Linked DNA regions of Homo sapiens: regions 2 and 3 are each linked to region 1. A link is a contact called in ENCODE Hi-C data. All regions are on one chromosome and are shown on one strand. Each heading gives the region's core, a stretch centred on a gene start or an enhancer-like site at or near the end of the contact. The rest is flanking DNA. Distances are from core to core; before and after follow the strand shown. Region 1 holds the start of SLC67A2 (solute carrier family 67 member 2). Region 2 holds the start of PDCL3 (phosducin like 3). Region 3 holds the start of MRPS9-AS2 (MRPS9 antisense RNA 2).

Region 1 (4,566 bases), core at 1,857-4,356:
CATTTAATAAAATGGGTATCCTAAATAAGAGATGGAGAGAAATATTTAGGTCAAGAGACTGAGCTCTATGGAAGGTAAGTATGAAAATACAGACTCAAAGGCAATAACTGATGATTGGTATTACTTTAGCACTTGGTGAGTCTGAAAAGTACTATATTCTTCCAAGGAGACTGGCCACTGAATCTTTCCTCTCAGGAAGTTCTGTTCTAAAATTGCCTTCTCCTTTACTATAAAAGGCAACTCCTTTCTGCTTCTCAATCCATAGCTTCTTCAAAATCGCTGCATTTGGCATCTGGTCATGTGCATGTAACCACTTGTAAAAAGATCATGTCAGAAGGGGCCACTTAAACTTTCACTGAATATCAACATTTTTCAATAAAAATTGATGAATATGTACACTCAAAAGTTTCAAGACTCTTTTCAGGGTAGGAACCCCAGTAATTATTGATTACTGGACTATCTCAATGAAAATGAATTATCACCTGAATAAAGCTGATGGGATGGAAAACAAATCTCACCAAGTATCTGGAGGAAAAAAGTGGTTGAAATAATAGATCTCATCACCATCTAAGCATCCTAAACAAAACGGGCCTCAAGGGTCATCTTGGTCTTCCCTCCTAAACAAATTAAAACTTGGAAGTACGGATAACTGCTAAAACAGAACAATTTGGCAAATGACTTCTCTAAGCTTGTTCCCTTCCTCTCCCATTCAGAAACCATTTGTCCAAGAATCTTAGAGGTCTCTACATCCCTAAATATGTCAAAAAAAAACTAAATTATGTATAATGTTCCTTAGATGTTACCTAACAATCATCTGTTAGGTAGCTTTATGTGACTTTCATGTAAAGCTTCATATATTTAATTGTTTACAATATTTTCCATTAAAAAAATCCCTACTCTTTCAACTTTTGGGAAACCATAAACTTTTCCCTTAAGATATGAGACACCTAATGGTTCTCTTGAATACATTATTAAAGTTATTAAAATTCTGTATCAGGCTTGCTAGATTAGACTTGCCAAATACACAGCATAAAGAAAACATATGATAAATTGTGAATATTCAAATCTGTATTGGAAGGCTGACCTTAACAAATGATCTGCGAATTGCTTTGTTTTATTCTAATACTAAAACTACTTTGAATTCTAAGTCAAATTCTCTGAACCCTAGTCTGGACTTTCCAGGTAAGGGCTCAAATGTTTTCATCTGGCTGAACCAGCCCAAGTCCCTTCTGAGACAGGACAGCAGTAGCTTGGGACCCATAACTAAAAAGGCTGGATGTCAGCCAACTCCTCTCCAAGAACCACCCATACTCACTGGTTGTGAATTCTAGGTGCCTAGACTGAAAAGTAGAAGAAGCATCCCCATGCTGAGAATGAACTACTAGATTAAAGGAATAGTGGTCAGAAGGAGTGCCAGTCTCTGAAGTTAAAGGCATGGAGCTGGAGGGTGGATCCTGCAATGGCCTAGAGGCAGAGAAATCCTCTCTAAAAAGCCGCCCTCCCTGAAGACCTTGTGTTTCTGGGCTTGCAGCAATTTGATGAACATGCTTTCATGGTGATCTTAACTATTAACTCAACATAGAGTTGCTACCAACTGAACGCCTTGCATGGAGGTGGTGGCATGGAGAGTGCATGAAACTGGGAGAAGTGGTGGTCTTGATCTGCATCTGGGCAGAAAACGATGACTCCCTGCCAGGGCCCAGTGCCATCAGATACTATCTTCAAGGCCTCAAAGGCAGCCTTCTCCCATTGACACTTATCGCAGCTTCCTTACCCTCAAGATACTGGATTAGCTCACACTCAGGGCTGAATCAGGCCTAGCCTTGGAAAGGGAGGAGTGCAGAGGTGGATCTAGGGTTCTTGCAGATAATGGCCCAGAAACTACCAACATCAGCTTACTTGTAAGACTGAATTCTTCTGTGGCAGAACTGTGGATTACAATAGTGAAGCTCCGCAGCACCTGCCACATGGCAGGTGTTCAGAAATGCCATGAATCAGCTTACTAAACTTTCCATTCTACGTGGGAAATTAGCACTCAGGGAGCAAACCAGGACACGCGCGCGCGCACACACACACACACACACACACGATGAAACCAAACCGCCATTGTGCAATGCACACCCTTTGTCCAAAGGTAGATGGGTACAATTCACTCTGATCTGCATTTTTAAACATTCAAGTCAACCGAGAGCTCTAGTGAAAATGCACCCAATTCTGTACAAGTGGGGTCATCAACAGCGGCTTCTCCAGCCTGGTCTGGTAAAAAAGCAAACCACAGGCACACACATCATGATGAAACCAAACCTACGCTGTGCAATGCGCAGTTTGTCGAAAGGCAGATGGGTAAAATTCACTCTGATCTGCATTTTTTAATATTTAAGTCAACCAAGAATCCTAGTGAAAATGTGCCTAAATCTGTCCAAGCGGGGTCAAGAGCGGCCTCCCCTGCCTGTTCTGGTAAAAAGGCTTGCGTGTCCCTACCTCACCAGCAGCCGCACAGCAGCTGGGCTTTTCCAAGCTTGCCCACACCCCTGTTCTCCGCCCTGCAAAAGCTGCACCTGCCACAGCATTTAACACCTGGTCACACCTGAGGTTGGTACCAGGGCTTCTCAAAAGGCAGGGAAGGGAAGACGTTCCGCGAACGGGGTGCAAGAGAAAGCGCGAGGGGCAATAAAGCAGTGTGGCCAGATGCAGACTGAAGTGGGTGATAGGGCAAGAGGAGAGCTTGATAGGTAGTGAGGCACTCACCAGGCGGACTGCGGGTTCCCACTCCCTGGGAGCTCCCCGGAAGCTCCAAGAACCGCCTGGGTCCCCAGGCCCGAACACAGTCAGCACTTGCTCCCAGCCCCCACGCTCGCACTCACCAAGAAGCCCACCAAGTAGAGACAGAGCAGGAAGCGGCGGGCTCCGACGGCACCGGAGTCGGCAGCCTCCGCCTCGGTTCCTGTCTTCTGCTCCTGTTTCCGCTCTGCGGTCTCCGAGACCAGCCTCGGGGCCGAGTTCATGTCCCAGTGACCCCCAAGCTCCATACCCGCGCCGGCCGGGGGTCGGACGCAGCAGCAGCCGCGGACCTACCCCGGGAGCCCAGCCCCGCCCCGAGCGGAAGCAGGAGGCGCGCGCCTGCGCAGAGAGAGGGGGCGGGTGCTACCTGGCAGCTCCGCGGGTGCGTGGCCGGTGCTGGCTGGGAGTTCTGGTCTCAGGCAAGGTGGGGACTGGGCACATCATCAATACGGTAAGCACACACCAGTTTGTGATGATAATGATGATGCTCTTTGTTTCCTCTGGGTACAGACCCTGCTGCCCCTATCGTTGGAGGACAGGAGGGAATTGTATTGAGCTTCACTTCCTCCTATGGAGTTGTGCTAGGAGGTGACCAACTCCAGCTTGAAGATCCACAGACCCTGGCCACCAGTTGGTTGTGACAGACCTAGGATACGTTAACGTGGCTCTCCAAGCTTTCGTTTGCCTATTTAAAAAGCAGTAGGAAATAATGTAGTCCAACTTCTAGAGGTGTGAGAATTCTACACATGCTTCTTAAGATCCTTTCTGGTGCAGTGCAATGTGAACAAACCATAGATGGTCTATGCCTGAGTTGAGATTACAGTCTCATGGAGTAAAAATAATAAGCACGCAGTAAATAAACATAAATAAAAATACTAAACATGCAATGAAAAAGCATAAAATAAGTAAAATAATATGGTGATAATATAAAGAAGCACGGTCTTGATGTGGAAAGTAATGAGGTGGGGAGTGAGCTACTTTAGAAAAGCAGTTTGGAGGAGGTGACATGTAAGCTGAGAAGAGTGGAAAGAAGATATGTGTGGCTGAAACTTCCTCATCAAACTGAGAGGTCAGCAGGAGTGCAGACCATTTAGGACCCAGAAGGCCATAACAGAGATTTGGGGTTTATTCTGAGTGCAGTGAAAGGAATTAAGTGAGTGCATGACACCAAAAGATGCCTTTAAATTACTTAGCAAAGCCCATGACACATGGTAAGTAATAAATGTTAACAATAGTGACTAGCCCCTCTTTTCTTTAGAACTTGTTATTTATTCCTCTTTCACTGTGGGATCAAGAAGACTCTGACATTTTACTGAGATTTTGCTCAAAATCTCAATTTACTTGTGTAGGTTGCTAATTCTGAGATCTGTTAAATTCAGTGTTGCAAAGTTTCTCATGGGAGGTGGCACTGAATAGGGAGAAGTGGAATACTGATACTTAGAATTAAGACATATAATTGAATCCAGGTGAAACTGTCAATCGTGAACCCCCAAGTTATTCTGAGACTCCTTTGCAGGAGAACTAGTTTGCTCTCCTATAGCTGAGGAAACTAGTCTTTTTGTGCTTGAAATTTTGTGAGTAACTCATCTGGGAAAGGCGCCTTGAAAGGGCTGCTCATGTTAACCCATTAAAACCACTCACTGTGGCTACTAAATACATAGCTAGGGTGAAATTTTAGCATGCTCTGGTGACAGGTACACATTATAACCTAGGAGGACATCTCATACACGCCAAAAGAATTGGAAGTCACGGCCAGGCGCGGTGGCTCACACCTGTAATCCCAGG
Region 2 (4,629 bases), core at 621-3,120, 2.2 Mb before region 1:
TGTAATCCCAGCTATTCGGAAGCTGAGGCAGGAGAATCGCTTGAACCCAGGAGGTGGAAATTGCAGTGAGCCGAGATCACGCCATTGCACTCCAGCTTGGGCAACAAGAGTGAAACTCCATCTCAAAAAAAAGAAAGAAAAAAGAAAGCTTTCAGGACACCAGGCCATTTCCTGGGTCTGTTGTCTTAGGTCTGTTTGGTAAATATTCTGTGACTAAGCATGCGTAACCTTCTGGGAATACAACCCAGTAGGTCTCAGCCTCCTTTTCCCCATCCCCTATTCAGGATGGATTGGCTTTGGTTAGAATGCCTCTGACCGGATCATGTGGGGAAGAGCAACTGTAGAATAGCTGAGTCCTGGAAAACAGGCCTCAGGGAACAGCAAAGGCTGGGGATGAGGAAAGGACAAAACACCACCTGCTCTGTTGCTGTGCAGGACTGAGCAAGAAGCACAGGATCAAACTCAAAGTTAGTTCCAGTCCTGATTTTGGTGGTAAGACCCAAGGAAAATTCATTAACAAACATTGTGCTGCCAGATACATTAATAAATCCCTAAAAGGGCCTGTAATTCAGTTGAAATGAGTGAGAAAAATCTTAAGGATCCTTATAAATTAAATAAAAACTCCTTGCTCTCAAGCAATCATTTGATTCACTCTATATCAACGACTGTGCACTTTAGCATCACCTGAGGATCTTTAAGAAAGTATCTGTGCTAGGCCTCATTTCCAAGGATTTAATTTGTCTGGGGATGGAGCCCCAGGACATTCCTAGTTTTTGAGGGCTTCCAGGTGATTCTAATGCATAGCCACGGTTGGAAGCCCTGCGCCTATCTCACAGGTGTGTGGGTCTCTACTCTCTGTGTCCGCTTAGTTGCCAGGAGGCAGCAAGTTAGCCCACGTGTGCAAGATGCTTCCTTCCATACCAGGTAGGAATATTGCTCTCTTAAACTTGGAGTGTGCCTGGGCAGAAGCTCTGGAGCCCAATACCTGCATTTTACAAGTCAGATTGCTGCTTTTTGCTCAGTGCCTGTGTGCCTGCATACATGGGTCTCCTGATACTCAGGCACGGCAGATGACTTTCACCTTTGTTTTAGTGTTTTGCTCACTGCTGCATCTGCAGAGCCTAGAATGGTGCCTGGTACACAGCAGGCTCTCAATGTCTTATTAATGAGTTGCCTTTTCCAAGGCTGAAGTGATCGTGGGTGAATTCCAGAAGACCCTGCATCATTTTTATTTATTTATTTATTTAAGACGGAGTCTCGCTCTGTAACCCAGGCTGGAGTGCAGTGGAGAGATCTCAGCTCACTGCAAGCTCCGCCTCCCCCGTTCAAGCAATTCTTCTGCCTCAGCCTCCAGAGTAGCTGGGATTACAGGCAACCACCACTACGCCCGGCTAATTTTTTTGTATTTTTAGTAGAGACGGGGTTTCACCATGTTGGCCAGGCTGATCTCGAACTCCTGACCTCAAGTGATCCGCCCGCCTCGGCCTGGGATCACAGGCGTGTGCCACCGCGCCCGGCCTAGAGGCAATTTTCTATTTCTGACTTGTTAGGCTAGTCAGAGCGAGACGTCTTTACAGGTTTGGGCCGGCAGCTGGAAAAGGCACACGGCCCCGGGCTCCTCCTCCACCCAGCCCCACCCCTCCTCCGCTGAAGACCAGCCCTAATAAGGCAGCCACCAGAATTAGAACCAGGTCAAGTGCACTCCGAGCAGGACAGTAGGCAGATCCTATCTGGCGCATGCGAACGCTTCTGTGCCAGTTCCTTGAAGAGCAGGCGCAGACTCAAGGCTGTTGCTTCCGCCCTTACTCCCCGCCGCTCGTCCCTGGGCGGGGCGAAGGCTGGGCTGGGGGAAGAGGCGTGGCGGCGCTGTGCGCGTGCACAAAAGAGAGCTGAGGGGCGGGGGCGCTGCGGCACAGCTGGTTTGAGCAACTGAACTGGAAACAAGATGCAGGTGAGCTAGGACGGGTCTCGGGTCTGGGGGCTGCGGCCCGTTCCTTTGTCTCGTTAGGCCCGGGCGGGCAGTGGACGCCCGCCCTGGGGGAAGCTCCGGCGCCGCAGGCACGAGGGAGGCCCGGCGCGTCCAGGCCCTGCGCAGGCGCAGTGCGGGAGGCGGGCGTGGTCCCACCAGGACCCACGGCCTGGGCGTCCCCGCCTCGGTGTGCCGGGTCCCCCAAACCTCGTCCTCCGGGACTATGTCTTCTCGCGGTCTCTACCCACCCGGGCCTGTGAAGGTCTTGCCGGATCCCGCCTAACAAAAGTTACCTCCTCTCCTGAACTCCCCTAAGGCACACCTGGGCAGAGGTGTTAGGAAGCGGAGGGTCCGGCCTGGGGTCTTCCGCACGTAAAGCAGCGCCACAGCCGGTGTTCCTGGCTCCACTGAGAGCCAGGTGAGGGCTTAGTTACACCCTCTTCCCCCGAGCCCTGGGATCCGCTTGGGGCGTGTTCCCTATCTGACCGCTCGGGTTCCAGAGCTCCCCGCGAGGGTCCCTCTGTTTCGTCCTTTTTTTTTTTTTTATTAAAATAGGTAAAATAAATTATTTTTCTGTAGCTGCAATTTACTAGCGGAATTTGGTTAAAGCCTAAGGAGAATGAATGAAAACACCATGGAAATGGGCACTATTGTGGGTGAAAACCTATGCCAACTAAATTTTGTCACTGTCCAAAGATCCCGCAGTGGTCAGAAATTCTAATCTCTGCTTAGTGGCAGATGGAGAGGAGAGGGTGCGGGTTTTGCTGGGGAGGGAGGCATTAGGGGCTGGAGGGGAGGGCGTGTCTGCCAGGAGCCAGACACTGTTTTTTTTTTTTTTGAGACCGGGTCTTGCTCTGTTGCCCAGGCTGGAGTGCAGTGGCTCTGTCACAGCTCACTGCAACCTCGACCTCCCGGGGCTAAGCCATCCTCCCTTGTCAGCCTCCGGAGTAGCTGGGACCACAGGCGTGCACCCACCACTCTGGGCTAATTTTTTGTGCAGATGGGGTCTCCCTATGTTGCCCAGCCTCAGCCTCCCAAAGTGTTGGGATTACAGGATGAGCCACCGCACCTGGCCTAGACACTCTTAAATGGTGAAGTGGTAGCTTGAGGGCTGCCCTGGCCTCCTTTGCATTCCCTGTCCTTCAGGTCCCTTGAGGCCTTCCCTGACCACCCTGTAGAAAGGATTCTGCTCTTTTTGTTTGTTTGTTTGTTTGTTTCTTTTTGAGACAGAGTCTTGCTCTGTCGCCCAGGCTGGAGTGCAGTGGCGCGACCTCGGCTCACTGCAAGCTCCGCCTCTCCAGTTCACGCCATTCTCCTGCCTCAGCCTCCTGAGTAGCTGGGACTACAGGCGCCCGTCACCACTCCCGGGTAATTTTTTGTATTTTTAGTAGAGACAAGGTTTCACCATGTTAGCCAGAATTGTCTCGATCTCCTGACCTGGTGATCTGCCCGCCTAGGCCTTCCAAAGTGCTGGGATTATCGGCATGAGCCACCGCGCCCGGCCTCATTTTTCTTTTGATGTATCTCAGAACTGTTACACAGGGTTGGGGTTGGAGACCGATTATCCCGGTGCCCTTTTCACAGTGCTCCTGATTTCATATTCCAAAGCAAGCCTGAGCTCCATTAGCAGTGTTCTTGCCACACCATGCAAACCGGTGCTTGGGCAGCTGGGTTCTAGATCTAAGAGCCACTTTTACATCAGTCTTTGTGACAATGATCCTTTGTGATTTTGATGCTGGCTGATTTGGCCAGCCGTTCTAGCATGGCAGTGCCTCTAAATGCCGTGCCTCTCCTAGGCTTGTGAGGATTCAGGGACAAGGTACAAGAAAAAGGGCTTAGAGTGCCCTGTATTTTATGAGCTACTCTGAGACGTCTCAGCTTTTCCTCTCAGGTTTGGCCATTAGAGAATTCTGTCAGCCAAGCCTCATCTGCAGCCTGAGATCCTCAAAATGTCACAGTCTCTTTGCTCTTGGGCAGTATGCATGCCGCAGGCCGCTCTGCCTGGAAGATTATTTTCTTGATTACGGGCGTGCACCTGGCTAATTTTTGTGTTTTTAGTGGAGATGGGGTTTCACTATACTGGCCAGTCTGGTCTTTTAACTCCTGACCTCAGATGCTCCACCTGCCTTGGCCTCCCAAAGAGCTGGAATTACAGGCGTGAGCCACTCCACCCAGCCTGGAAGATTTTTTTTTTTTTTTTTGAGACAGAGTCTAGCTCTGTCGCCCAGGCTGGAGTGCAGCGGCTCGATCTCGGCTCACTGCAAGCTCCACCTCCCGGGTTCCTGCCACTCTCCTGCCTCAGCCTCCCGAGTAGCTGGGACTACAGGCGCCCGCCACCACGCCCGGCTAATTTTTTGTGTTTTTAGTAAAGACGGGGTTTCATCATGTTAGCCAGGATGCTCTCGATCTCCTGACCTTGTGATCCACCCACCTCTGCCTCCCAAAGTGCTGGGATTACAGGCGTGAGCCACCGTGCCCAGCCTGGAAGATTATTTGTAAGCCCCCAGACTCCTATCACAGATTGCTTTCCACCCTCAGACGGAATGTCACCTCCTCTGTAGGGAACATCCCTATCTACTCTGTGGAATGTGGGTCCTGGGTAATTCTCTAAAATGGCAGCCTGTTTGTCATTGCACTTGCCACAATTTTATCTCTCTATG
Region 3 (4,540 bases), core at 183-2,682, 2.3 Mb after region 1:
ATGAGCATTTTATACAAGTAAATGTATTCCATTTAAAAGATTTTTCTTTATTGTGAAATTCTGCCATTCTACCTTTTTAATGCTAAAAAGTTCTGTTTCGTGAAATGATGGTGATAGTAGACGGCATTTATTTGCTTGACAACTTTGTATGATCTCAGATTTTCTGTGTGTTTTACTTTTACTGACCCTTCAAATCTAAGTGTGTGTAAACCCTTTTAAAGTGCGTTACTACATCATTTAGTATGTGTTTCGTAGAAAGCAACCTGGGAGTTAACTGCCAGGAGCACGCAAGTTTCAGAAAGCAAGACATACTCATCTCTATTCAACAATTAATCAGTTCTGATTGGGTTTCAAGTAAGGCTTAGTACCAACGCTTAGGGAGGGGCGTGCAAAAACGAGAAAGGTAGTGTTTGACCTTACCGGTTTAAGGTTTATCCTGTGCATTATACAGTTAAGAAACAACGCAGGAGAGTGCCAGGGAACCGAGAGGGGCTTGACAGTTGCTGCAGGAGAGTCTTGACTTGGAACCAGACGAACGTGGAAAGTTAGAGGAGGGGAAAACCCCTACTAGGATAAGGCAGACAGGAATCAAGGCTTGGAGCGCATCTGGGGCCCCGGCCGCCCTGCCCAGGTGGAGGAAGAGCCGGCTCGAGGTGCAGCAAGGGGGCTGGGAAGGAAGGGCTGGCTAAAGCGCCACGTGGATGTGAGTGCCAAAGAGACTAGGAGAGCGTGGAAGTGAGTCCCGAAGAGACTGAGTTCAGGACGTGAAGAGAAAGAGGCCGAGAAAAACGACCCACCAGCGATCCTTCTTGAGGTCGACACCGAGCAGGGGTGGAGTCGGATACGCCCCGCGGACACCATGCACCCAATCAGCGACGAGCTGTCGCGGATCGCGGGACACGCCCCCTGATCCAAAGGCCCGAGAAGCTCTTGCACAGGACAGCCTCTGGAACCCCGCGCCATTAGCGCCTGCGCCGTCTCTAGGCCCCGCCCCCTCACCCCTCCGGTCCTGGAGCTCCCACAGCTAACATGGCGGCGCCCTGTGTGTCCTACGGCGGAGCAGTTTCGTACCGGCTTCTTCTCTGGGGTAGGGGTAGCCTCGCCCGGAAGCAAGGCCTCTGGAAAACCGCGGCCCCTGAGTTGCAAACAAATGTCAGATCCCAGGTAAGGCCTGGGAAGACTGGAAGCGGCTTACCTCTGCCGCGCGAGGATGTGGAGCCAGCGCGGACACCTTCCCCCAGCGTCTCGCGTGCCTTCAGGCAGGGACTCTAGGATCTTAGGTATTTAGTGGAGGTCTGAGGTTGGGGGGGAGGAGGTGGGTATTGGCGTGCAGTAGCCGCTCTAGAGGTTGTTACTTGTTTTTTTGCGGGGTGCAGCGAGGGGAACTTACCTGAAGGTAGAAGTGGAGCGACCTCCTCCTTCATTTGGCTGCTGAGCTAAGTAAGGGTCGGTGCCTAGGTCTGTGTTGGGTCCAGTCCTACCCTGCCCTGCTGTCTAGGGAGGAGGAGGGCCGCGCCAGAGAAGAATGATGGGAATTGGATTCCTGCAGGTGCCTGGAAGACAATGGAGAAAGTCACGTTGTGTAGAGGACAGTGACTTTTTGAAAGTGCCTTCAATATGCGCAATTTCTGGCTTCTTAATTTTCCCGAATCCCCCTCTATGGAAAGATGCAGGCCAGAACTTGTACGTTTCGTTTAATCCAGGGAGAAGTGGGGAGTCAACAGCTGGATGGCTGATGATGCCAGTTTACTGACATGCGATCTCAGAGCAGGAAAAAGATTTGAGAGGGAAGAAACGAGTTTAGTATGGGATTATGTTTTTAGGCATCTGGGATTTCCAGTAGGTCTACGGATAGTCAAGTGTATAGCTCAGGAGGAGAACTGATTTCGAAATGCCCTGTTACCTTGTAAATGGTAACTGAGGCCTTGTAAACAAATTAAATTACCTAGGGAGAGTGTACTGAGGAGTAGGCAGAGGGACAGGGCCCTGAAGGACAAATAAGAAATAAGAGGCCTCAAGAGATTGAGAATGAGGGACCAAAGAAGCAGGAGAGAAACCAGCCAGTGTGGTGTCATGGAAAACAGGTGAATGTTTCAAGGAGGGAGAGTGATAACAAGTACCAATTATTGCAGGAAAGTCAAATACCATACTTTAAAAACTATATTTAAAAAAAAAAACATCTTTTTGTATGTTCTTTCCTTTATATTTTAATCTAGATCAACCAGTCCATTCTATCTATTCATGTGGACATTTGTTTTTTTTTTTTTTCTTACTGGAAAATGTGCTAGAAATTTTTATTTTTTCATGCATCTCTTTGAGTATATCTTTGCTACATACGCATGATTATGAGAGGGACTATATCATACAGAGTATTTTTATTGTTGACATTTAATGTATGTATTGGGGGATGGCTAACTTTCTGTCCCTCCTGGTATCTATTCTTCTATGTTTTTTCCATGTTCTTATAATCATGCATAAACATACATGCACAGGTGTACTTTACAAAAAATGGTACCATATTTGATTGCATTTTACTTTCTGCTTTTCTCTTGTACATATGCAGTATATTGTAAAGTAGAAATCCTTCAGGGTCCCCTATTATGTTTTTAAAAGCATTTTTAACTGCTGCATACTATTCCATGATAAGAATATATCAAAGTTAATGTAACAATTGATGGACATTTGCTTTGTTTCTACTTTCTTTGCACTAATAAAGTTTCAGTAAACATCTGGTCTAGTTCTTAAGTACTGGTTTAGTAAAATGGATGAAGAATGATTTCTCCTGTTACTTTAATTTTCATCTCCTTGACCATTCTTGAAACAACCTCTTTCCCCCATATGGCAAATGTTTACTGAGCACTTTACCTGAGCCAGGCACTGTGAAGTAAACAATTTAAAGTCAAACAATTACAAGATAGTATCCACCCTTAGCACTCTTAAGGGATGGTCCTGAAATGGCTGAATCCCCAGATTCCTGAATACTACTACAGCATATATTTTACCACATTAAGTACAGCTCAGATATAACTGAAACACTTAGCTGACCCCCCTTTAGATTCTTATGATTGCATACATATACCTAAAGACATTGATAAAGCTTTTTTTTTTATCGTGGTGCAGAGCTTATCTGTCTTAAACATTAACATTTTTTCACTTCTGCCTCCAACATTAATAGATAGATTTCTCTTGGTAGCCCATGTTTTATAAAATAATAAAAATTTTAATCACTTAATGAGTGACAAAACACTATACCTGGTCTTTTGTTTGTTCCACTTTTAATTTCCTTAATTACAAAATCTCTTCAGAGGTTACAGAAAACTTGAAGGGTGTGGGAGAATAGAATAATAATAAAGTGCATTTCATGCAGAGTATTTTTGCATTTTGTTTATATATGTAAATGTATACTAGGTGGTGATATAAACAGTAAATATTACAATGGGTCACAGTTTAACAAGTTTGAGAAACACTGTTACAATAAGGAAAAAGAAGCGAGTTTTGTTAAGCTATTCCTAGGTTCTCAGTTGAGACCTTCACTAGCAGACTACCTCTTGCATAGCAATCTTGTGGTATGCATGTTTTGTATTAATGCCTCAATACAATTGCAAATGTCTGAGTGTCCCAAATTTGGGGCAGAAGAGGCAGTCTTATGAATGGCCAAACTTTTCAGATTGTATATCCATGAATATCAGGGATCTATGGTGTACTGTGATATTTACAGAGGTAAATACAGAAGAGCACAGAAGTAATATGCCTGAGTCAGACTAGAGTTGTTGACCAGGTAGAGGATTGTCATGGGCAGCTTCCCAGAGGAGGCAAAGGAAAATAGCGTCTTTAGCAGCAAATAGGAGTTATATGAAAACAGAAAGCTATTCTATTCAAGGAAGATATAATAGGTGCATAAGGGTATAGAGATGTACTGAGTAATAGTGGGCTTTGTCAGCAACAATTGGTTATAGCATAGGGTTTTGGTGAGAGAATGGTGCAGAGACAGGTCTGGAAAGTTTGGCAGGAATCAGTATGATCTGTTTTGCTATGCTAAGGTAGCTGAATTTTTTACCTCTCACAAATGAAAATAGTGTTAGCATTATTATGAGCAGTTGACAGTTTCCTTCCATGCTGTACTACAAAGGTTACCCATGAATTCATAAATCCTCTATCAATATAGCTAATATAGGAATGCTAATTTGGTTTTCTATAATATTTGTGATTTTTATAATAAGGAAAAACAAAAGACCAATTGCTATTTTGAAAAATATTTCTACAAAACACTAATAGGGTGTTTTCTTAATTATTCTCTACTACTGAACACTTTCCTAGTGCTTAAATATTCAGTTTTTGCCAAGCCAAGATGCCTTTGTTGATTTAGACCATCTGCCAGAGAAGTGATCAATGACATTAAATGGCTTGGCCCTTTATATTTTGGTTTCCACTGTAAACACATTCCTGTCTCTGTCTAAAGTATCTGTTTTTTTTTTTTTAATCTCTCATGCTTCTGGAGGTTATAATATCCTGTATTTATCACAGCATTCTATTGATCTGC

What was found. A loop is a pair of places that touch in the nucleus more often than their neighbours do. Pooled maps may share reads with other maps.
Region 2: a map of CD8-positive, alpha-beta T cell shows a loop between it and region 1 (9-fold over the local background). The contact joins the promoter of PDCL3 here to the promoter of SLC67A2 in region 1. A Hi-C loop is called at or near these places in 2 of 168 maps with a recorded cell type or tissue (both CD8-positive, alpha-beta T cell), 2 of 37 single-sample maps with no recorded cell type and 8 of 50 pooled maps.
Region 3: a loop to region 1 is called in a pooled map, with 6 times the contacts of the local background. The contact joins the promoter of MRPS9-AS2 here to the promoter of SLC67A2 in region 1. A Hi-C loop is called at or near these places in 9 of 50 pooled maps.

Annotation. Positions count from the first base shown.
Region 1 is chr2:102,733,782-102,738,347 of GRCh38, forward strand. It overlaps SLC67A2 (solute carrier family 67 member 2), which reads right to left and starts at 3,107. Exons shown (of 6, transcript NM_032718.5): 1 at 2,865-3,107. The coding sequence starts at 3,029. It also overlaps a transcript of TMEM182 not described here. RefSeq lists a silencer at 3,014-3,223.
Region 2 is chr2:100,561,123-100,565,751 of GRCh38, forward strand. PDCL3 (phosducin like 3) reads left to right here and starts at 1,871. Exons shown (of 6, transcript NM_024065.5): 1 at 1,871-1,951. The coding sequence starts at 1,946. RefSeq lists an enhancer at 616-1,412 and a silencer at 1,858-2,197.
Region 3 is chr2:105,037,064-105,041,603 of GRCh38, forward strand. MRPS9-AS2 (MRPS9 antisense RNA 2) reads right to left here and starts at 1,433. Exons shown (of 3, transcript NR_110603.1): 1 at 1,391-1,433. MRPS9 (mitochondrial ribosomal protein S9) reads left to right here and starts at 1,006. Exons shown (of 11, transcript NM_182640.3): 1 at 1,006-1,164. The coding sequence starts at 1,030. RefSeq lists enhancers at 413-622, 643-692, 743-792, 963-1,292, 1,046-1,988.